Regions from separate parts of the Homo sapiens genome. Here region 2 is linked to region 1. A link is an interaction called in ENCODE POLR2A ChIA-PET data of the cell type or tissue named here. Cell type or tissue: IMR-90. All regions are shown on one strand. Links, peaks and the distances in the headings refer to the core of each region. The heading gives the core; the rest is flanking DNA.

Evidence for each region. Peaks named below come from ENCODE experiments on the same cell type or tissue, not always from the same donor. Only the 100,000 strongest peaks of a DNase experiment are listed, where the experiment ranks them.
Region 2: POLR2A ChIA-PET joins it to region 1 with 5 read pairs; 2 of 35 experiments call an interaction of 5 or more read pairs at or near these places.

What each region holds. Positions count from the first base shown.
Region 1 is chr1:62,156,780-62,161,173 of GRCh38, forward strand. It overlaps PATJ (PATJ crumbs cell polarity complex component), which reads left to right. Exons shown (of 44, transcript NM_001350145.3): 44 at 4,129-4,394. The coding sequence ends at 4,275. Among named protein-coding and RNA genes, the nearest start is that of L1TD1, 36 kb to the right of the region's middle. In IMR-90, for the core only: no CTCF peak of the experiment used is centred there; no DNase peak of the experiment used is centred there.
Region 2 is chr1:62,354,249-62,358,642 of GRCh38, forward strand. No RefSeq gene overlaps it. Among named protein-coding and RNA genes, the nearest start is that of KANK4, 37 kb to the left of the region's middle. In IMR-90, for the core only: no CTCF peak of the experiment used is centred there; a DNase peak (open chromatin) is centred at 2,373.

The sequences.
Region 1 (4,394 bases), core at 195-4,194:
GTGGCACACATCTGTGGTCCCAGCTACTTGGGAGGCTGAGGTGGGAGGATGGCTTGAGCCCAGGAGGTGAAATCTGCAGTGAGCTGTGATCACACCACTGCACTCCAGCCTGGGCAACAGAATAAGTCCCTGTCAAAAAAAAAAAAAAATTAAAAGAAACTTAGGATACCAAAAAGATCACATGAAAATCTATACCTTTCAAAATTCCTGTGGGGGAAATGTGTAACTCAGTATCAGAATTCATTTTAGAAAGACTTCATTAGGCCGGGCACGGTGGCTCACGCCTGTAATCCCAGCACTTTGGGAGACAGAGGCAGGCAGATCACGTGAGGTCAGGAGTTCAAGACCATCCTGGCCAACATGGTGAAACCCAGTCTCTACTAAAAACACAAAAATTAGCTGGGCATAGTGGCAGGTGCCTGTAATCCAAGCTACTCGGGAGGCTGAGGTGGGAGAATCGCTTGAACCTGAGAGGTGGAGGTTGCAGTGAGCGGAGATTACACCATTGCACTCCAGCCTGGATGACAGAGCAAGACTCCATCTCAAAAAAAAAAGTTATCTTGCTCAACTAAGAAATTATTTAATTCAACCCCTCCAGAAATTATTTAATTCAGCCCCTTATAACTCCTACACACCCAAAGTGCCTGCGAATGATCACTGGCACTTTGGGCGTATAGAAGTTGAGAGACTTAGTCAATATGACTAATAGGCTGTCAAGTCCTTCCGTTTTCTTTCAGGTATCCGGTTGAAAACTTAAAAATCCAAGCCAGGAGGGGGATGATGGCTCATGCCTGTAATCCCAGCACTGTGGGAGGCCAAGGCAGGTGGATCACCTGAGGTCAGGAGTTAAAGACCAGCCTGGCCAACATGGCAAAACCCCATCTCTACAAAATATACAAAAATTAGCCGGGCATGGTGGCAGGTGCCTCCAATCCCAGCTACTCAGGAGGCTGAGGCAGGAGAAAGGCTTGAACCTGGAAGGCGGAGGTTGCAGTTAGCCAAGATCATGCCATTGCAGTCCAGCCTGGGCAACAGAGTGAGACTCTGTCTCCAAAAAAAAAAAAAAAAAAAAAAAATAATCCAAGCCAGCCTTAGGTCTTAGTCCCTTCAGCAGCTGAATGTTACCCTAAGCCAATAAGAGATTGACCTAAACACTTCAGCAACTCTAAAAATTTCAGGAGCAGTTTTTCAGAGCCTATGAAATCTGAGCCATGAACTTGGTTGTCACTAGTGTTTTATTTTATTATATTACCACCACGTTGAGTAAATGCCATATGTCATACATTTAATCCTTAGAACAGGCCACAAGGTAGATAGTAGATGCCCATTTTACGGCATCTGAGAAGACTAAGTGACCAACTTGGGACAAATAGCAAGTGAGTAAAGAGCCACAATTACAAAGTAGGTAGAGGTTTTCAAGCCATGCATTTATTTCTTTTTTACCTTTTTCCCTGTAGTCTACAAATGCGGCATTGGTAAAGTAGGAGAGTAGATACATATCAGTAAGTGCTCATCAACCAAGCACTGCAACACTGGAAGAAGTCCAAATCCTAGAAAGTTAAAAAATCATCCTGGCTGGGCACGGACTCATGCCTGTAATCCCAGCACTTTGGGAGGCTGAGGCAGGTGGATCACCTGAGGTCAAGAGTTCGAGACCAGGCCGGTCACGGTGGCTCACACCTGTAATCCCAGCACTTTGGGAGGCCAAGGTGGGCGGATCACGAGGTCAGGAGATTGAGACCATCCTGGCTAACACGGTAAAAAACTCCGTCTCTACTAAAAATACAAAAAATTAGCCAGGCGTGGTGGCGGGCGCCTGTAGTCCCAGCTACTCGGGAGGCTGAGGCAGGAGAATGGTGTGAACCGGCGAGGCAGAGCTTGCAGTGAGCCGAGATTGCACCACTGCATTCCAGCCTGGGCGACAGAGCGAGACTCTGTCTCAAAAAAAAAACAAAAAAAAAGAGTTCGAGACCAGCTTGGCCAACATAGTGAAACTCTGTTTCTACTAAAAATACAAAAATTAGCCGGGCCTGGTGGCAGACGCCTGTAATACCAACTACTTGGGAGGCTGAGGCAGGAGAATCGCTTGAACCTGGGAGGTGGAGTTTGCAGTGAACCGAGATCGCACCATTGCACTCCAGCCTGGGCGACAAGAGTGAAACTCCTTCTCAAAAAAATTTAAAAATTCTTTCCTTGCATTACTAAAAAAGATAAATAGCTTAACATAGTTTTTAAAAAATTAATTTACACAGATATCTGAGATTTACTGAAGCCCTTAAATCTTAGCATGTAAAATTTAATAAAATCAACTTTGCCTAGTAATTCTGATTTTATCCAGTAAAATTACTTGTTTAATTTTGTCTTTAATACAGTTGACACATTACTTTCTTAAAAGATTTGAGTGAAGTTGCAAGTTTTGGGGTTTATTTTTGAGACAGAGTTTACTCTTTTTGCCCAGGCTGAGTGCAATGGGATGATCTCAGCTCACTGCAACCTCCGCCTCCCAGGTTCAAGTGATTCTCCAGCCTCAGCCTCCCAAGTAGCTGGGATTACAGGCATGCGCCATCACATCCAGCTAATTTTTGTATTTTTAGTAGAGACAGGATTTCACCATGTTGGCCAGTCTGATCTTGAACTCCTGATTTCAGGTGATCCTCCTGCCTTGACCACCCAAAGTGCTGGGATTACAGGCATGAGCCACCATGTCCAGCCAGTTGCAAGTTATTAATATTTAGTTTTGATATTTTGCCCACAGTATAGACCTGATTTCGAATACTTTTTTTTTTTTTTTTTTTCCTGAGACAGAGCTCACTCTGTCACCCAGTCTGGAGTGCAGTGGCACTATCTCAGCTCACTCCAACCTCTGCAGGTTCAAGTGATCCTCCTGCCTCAGCCTCCCGAGGAGCTGGGACCACAGGCATAAGCCACCACGCCTGGCTAATTTTTTGTAGAGACAGTTTCACCATGTTGCCCAGGCTGGTCTCAAACTCCTGAGCTCAAGCAATCCTCTCGCCTGAGATTCCCAAAGTGCTGGGATTACAGGCATGAGCCACTGCACCCAGCAGGTTTTGAATATTCTTTATTGCACATTCATTTAGAAATTCCACCATTCTCACGGTTTAGAAAACCTGTCTGATTCCCCAGCACCTCAGGACCTCCAAGCTGCACATGGACACAGATCTCAGGAGCGTTAGTGCCTCCTAGCTCGGCTTCTGATTGAGTCGGTCGAGGGCCAAGTGCCTGTGGGCTTTGGTTGCCCACTGAAGTTTGACCTCATTTAGAGGATTCTTCTGGCACTGACTTTTCAAGGGACTGAAACAGTTACCCCTACAGATGGTGAAACCTCCTGTAAATCATTTTTTAAGGTCTTTTCTTCCCTTACCAGTCCAAAATGTTTCTAGTAATATCGTGGCATTTTTAGATATGCAGCTTTAGAGTGAAAAAACCCTGAAGTTTCACTGGCTTTGTGCCGTTTTGAGGAACTATGCATGACTGAGTATATAATAAAAGTAGTCATTTAGAAACCTATTTAGATGATCAAAGATAAAGTGGAAGGTTTTGAATATATTACAAAATTTTAGAGATGCTACACTCGTATATATTTATATGTAGATAACAGCTTTATTGAGATATAATTCACTTACCATACAATTCACCCATTTAAAGACTACACTTATTTTTGACAGATCACAGTGCTGATAGCTTAATAATGCAATGGGAACTCTGTATAATGGTGGTATTTGCAGTAAGACTAACACCAGATTCAGTTCTATCTGCCTTTTTCTGTATATTACGTTTTCATGAATAGGACATGATATGACATCCAATTCCATTTAATACTAAATAGTGAAATAAGGTTCTACTTGTATTAAAAGCAGTGTATCAGTACATTTCTACTAGTATGTTATTTAGATTATCCATAATTATAGTTACTATTCAACCATTATTATTCAAACAGCATATCTTACTTTTTTCCTAATTTAAAACATTACCTAGAAAAAACTTAATTGGTAGTTTTTAAAGTTACTCTTTTAATATGCACACCAGACAGATGTTAGAGGTTTTAATATCAATTTAATATAAACTGTGTTTTACCCTGGATTAAACTGAAATGTTTCTTGTTTGTAGGGAGCAGCTGCAGATGACGGCCGATTAAAACGAGGGGATCAGATTTTAGCTGTTAATGGCGAGACCCTGGAAGGTGTTACTCATGAGCAAGCAGTCGCCATTCTAAAACACCAGAGAGGGACTGTAACCTTAACTGTGCTGTCATGAGCCTCGGGCCTGATCACAAGATAGATGTTGTTGTTTAGAATATCCACAGGCAGATGAAGTTCTGAGTGGGTATGAAAAGCACCCTCAACTAAAATGCACCTTCATTCTTATTTCTTGCC
Region 2 (4,394 bases), core at 137-4,136, 200 kb after region 1:
AGGAGGCAGGAAGGAGGGAGGGGAGGATTTTGGATGGGTTTTGCTGGTGGCGGAGCAGGGAGCGTGGCCACAGGGCACTGAGGGTGCATGCTGCAAAAATACAGCCCCAGGATGGCGCAGCTAGAGAAAGAAACAAGGAATTGATTCAGAATCCACTTTGAGGAAACTGGTCTCCATGGTTGCCTCTGGGGAGAGGAAATGGGAGTCCAGAGGGTAGGCTGAGAAGGAGACATCTCTCTATATCCTTTTGCAACTTCTGGGTATTTTTACCTTGTACACCAATTACCTTTTTTCAGGTTTAAATAAATGGTTTGGGCCTGATGCTGTGGCTTACGCCTGTAATCCCAGCACTTTGGGAGGTGGAGATGGAAAGATATCTTGAGACCAGGAGTTCAAGCCTAGCCTGGGCAACATAGCAAGACCCCATCTCAATTATACTAAAAAATAATAATCATCGTTAAAAAAAAAACAAAACTTTTGGTTTTGGCAGACCAAGCGGTGAGTCTGGTGCCAGAGGAAATCAGGTAGATCCCAAGAGTAAAGGTCAGATTCCTGGCCTTCCTTTCAGGCATGAGAGCAGGACCAGTCTCTGACTGAGGGACCAGCGTTAGTGGCTGTAGCTCTGAGTAATCCTCAAATGGCTTTTTTTTTTTTTTTTTTTTTTTTGAGACGGAGTTTCACTCTTGTTTCCCAGGCTGGAGTGCAATGGCGTGATCTTGGCTCACTGCAACCTCTGCCTCCCAGGGTCAAGCGATTCTCCTGCCTCAACCTCCTGAGTAACTGGGATTACAGGCATGTGCCACCACGCCCGGCTAATTTTACACTTTTAGTAGAGACGGGGCTTCTCCATGTTGGTCAGACTGGTCTCAAACTCACGACTTCAGGTGATCCTCCCGCCTCGGCCTCCCAAAGTGCTGGGATTATAGACGTGGAGTCACCGCGCCCGGCCCAGACAGCTCTTTTACATGAATTTGGTTGAGTAAGTGAATGAGCAATCCAGAGAGCAGATGAGGACAGAATGAGAAGTGGCTGGACACTGGAGCTGGCCAGCTTCCAGGGACATAGAAGTATGCCCCCGAGGTGGACTGATGAGCCAGTGCTGGATCCTAATCTTATGACTTGTGTGACTGGGGCCAGGTGATGTTGCAGGAACAGTGCTGAAACCTCATGTTTTACTGTATTAGTCCATTCTCACATTGCTATAAATAAATACCTGAGACTGGGTAATTCATAAGAAAAGAGGATTAATTGGCTGACAGTTCTTCAGGCTGTACAGGAGGCATAGCAGCATCTGCTATTGGGGAGGCCTCAAGAAGCTTCCAATAACGGGGGAAGGTAAAGGGGTAGCAGGCATATCACATGGTGAAAGCAAGAGCAAGACAGAGCCACAGGGAAGGTGCTATCAGATCTCACAAGAACTCACTCACTATCACAAGGACCACACCCAGGGGATGGTACTAAAACATTCATGTGAAACCTGCCCCCATTATCCAATCACCTCTCACCAGGCCCCACCTCCAACATCAGGGATTACATTTCGATATGAGATTTGGGCGGGGACACATATCCAAACTATATCACTTAGATAGAGTTGTTGTGAGAGTTAAATGAGATCAACATCATGACCATCAAACATTTCTGATGACTTACTATGTGCCTGGCATTGAGCTAATTACTCACATAGTTTAATCCTCACAAAAATCCTATGAGACGATTGCCATTATTATCCCCGTTTTACAAATATAGGAAATAAGGGCCAGGCGAAGTGGCTCACGCCTGTAATCCCAGCACTTTGGGAGGCCGAGGCAGGGAGATCATCTGAGGTCAGGAGTTTGAGACCAGCCTGGCCAACATGGCAAAACCTCGTCTTTACTAAAAATACAAAAAGTAGCCGGGTATGGTACTGGTGTGCCTGTAATCCCAGCTACTTGGGAGGCTGAGATAGGTGAATCACTTGAACCCAGGAGGTGGAGGTTGCAGTGAGCTGAGATAGCACCACTGCATTCCAGCCTGGGTGACAGAGCAAGACTCTGTCTCAAAAAATATATATATAAATAAATAAATAAATAAATAAATAAATAGGAAATAAGGCACAGAGAAGTTTACTGATTTGTCTAAGATCACACAGTAAGAAAGTAGCTAACCAGGATTGAAACCTAGGCTCTCTAACTCCAGAGTTTAGTTTCTATGTGAAATAACTCACTTAGCCCAGGGTGAAACACACATAGAGCATCAGTCAGGGTAGGCCAGGTAATGCTGCAGCAACAAACAATGCTGAATCTCAGTAGCATTCCACACAGAGGTTTATTCCTCACTTATGCCAGATGTCTGGTGCAGGGTGGCAAGTATGGCTCATGAGAGTGACTCATAGACACAGGGGAGGGAGGCTTCAGCTTGAGTGCTTCTGCAATCACTGAAACAGGAGAAGGGCAGGGGAATTCTTTCCATCCAATATGACACATATCACTTCTGCTTTTCTTTCATTTGCCAAAGCTAAGGCAGTGGGGAGGTCAAATTTGACTTTATGTCCTGAAGGCGAGAACCAAAATATTCATTAACAGCCCTAATGATTGCATTTATGCACCCATTGAGTATTGACTGAATTGAAGTCGAATGACTAGTTCAGAGAGAGATGGAGAGAACTCTGTCTCAGCCAGCTGGATTTATAGAGTTTTTGAGAGTTCACAAACATAAGCACTATCAATCCTGCCCTGAAGGCCGCCGGAGGACCACTGCTTCACCATTTCTGTGTGTCAGGCATTTCTCTGAGAGGTCTGCATGTTGCCAAGACACCATAAAGAATTCTGATTACAGGTCAAAGCATCCCAGGAAAATATAATTATTATCTTCCAACCACTGTCATTTATCCGTTCGCCCCATCCCAGACCACCCTTTTGTGATGGCTTTTTCCTTTTGCCCTTTTTATGATTTCTCTTGTCATATTCTTTTATAAACTCACATGAGGCACACACAGAAATATGGCAAACTTGTACACTACAAAATTTTTTTTCTTTCTTTTTTTGAGACAGGGTCTCGCTCTGTCACCCAGGCTGGAGTGCAGTGACATGACCGTGGATCACTGCAGCCTCAAACTCCCAGACCTGAGCAATCCTCCCACCTCAGCCTCCCAAGGTGCTGGGATTATGATTGTGAGCTGCTGCCCCCAGCCAGGAAATTTTCTAAACCATCTGTAAGTGTACATTTCAGTGGCAGTAATTACATTCACAATGCTGTGCAGGCCTCACCACTGTCTATTCCCAAAACATTTTTATCACCCCATATAAAAACCCTGTACCCATTAGGCAATAACTCCTGATTAAGGTAGAAATTTTTATACTCACTTTAAAGATAAGGATATTTAGGATTAAGAACTTTGCCCAGCATTACACAGGAAATAAGTGACAGAGACAGGATTTCTGACTTTGAAGCCAGTGGTCCTCTTGCAGCAGTCAAAGCCTCTCTAGAAGATCCCTATCTGATCACTCATAGAAGGGCAGTGCGGACCATCTATTCGAGGTGGAGTGCGGTTCCTAAACTTGGGAGTGCCCCTTCAGTGGTCTGAGGAATAGACAGTCCTTCATTCACTCAACAGCATTCCAAGACATTACTGAATTACTGAGTGCCTATTAGTACTGGAGATTCAAAGATGAATAAAACTCTATGCTGCAGAAGCTCACAGCTGAGAGAAGTTACCGAGCTGTTGCTCATTTTCTCCAAAATCGTTTCCCTTCTTGTTTAGTAAAAAAACAAACCAATAAAAAAAAAAAAACACAGATTTTTAGCTGGGTTCATGGCTCCCAGGTGCAAGACTACATTTTTCAGTCTCTCTTGTAACTGGCTATGGCTGCGTGACTAAGTTCTGGAAAATGGCCGATGAGCATAAGTGGTATGTGAAACTTCTCGGGGAGTGTTTGCAAAAGACCAGGGAGGAATACCCTTCCTTCTTTACCTCCCCCTTTATCCCACTCCCTACTGTCTAGAATCAAACTGCAATGGCCGGAGCTTGGGCAACCATCTTGGATCAGGAAGGATAACCCATTGACTGAGGATGGAAGAACAACAAGATGGAATAAGCCTTAGTTCTTGACAAGGTGGGGGGTGCTGTGTCATCTTTAGGCTTCATATTTCTCATTTAGAAGAGAAAGAAAACAAGTTTCTATATTATATGTATCTGTTAGTTTTTGGTGAATAACAAACTACTTCAAAGCTAATGGCCTGGCCGGGCAGGGTGGCTCACGCCTGTAATCCCAGCACTTTGGGAGTCCGAAGCGGGCGGCTCGCCTGAGGTCAGGAGTTTGAGACCAGCTTGGCCAACATGGTGAAACCCCATCTCTACTAAAAATACAAAAAATAGCCGGGCATGGTGGTGGTTGCCTGTGATCCCAGCTACTTGG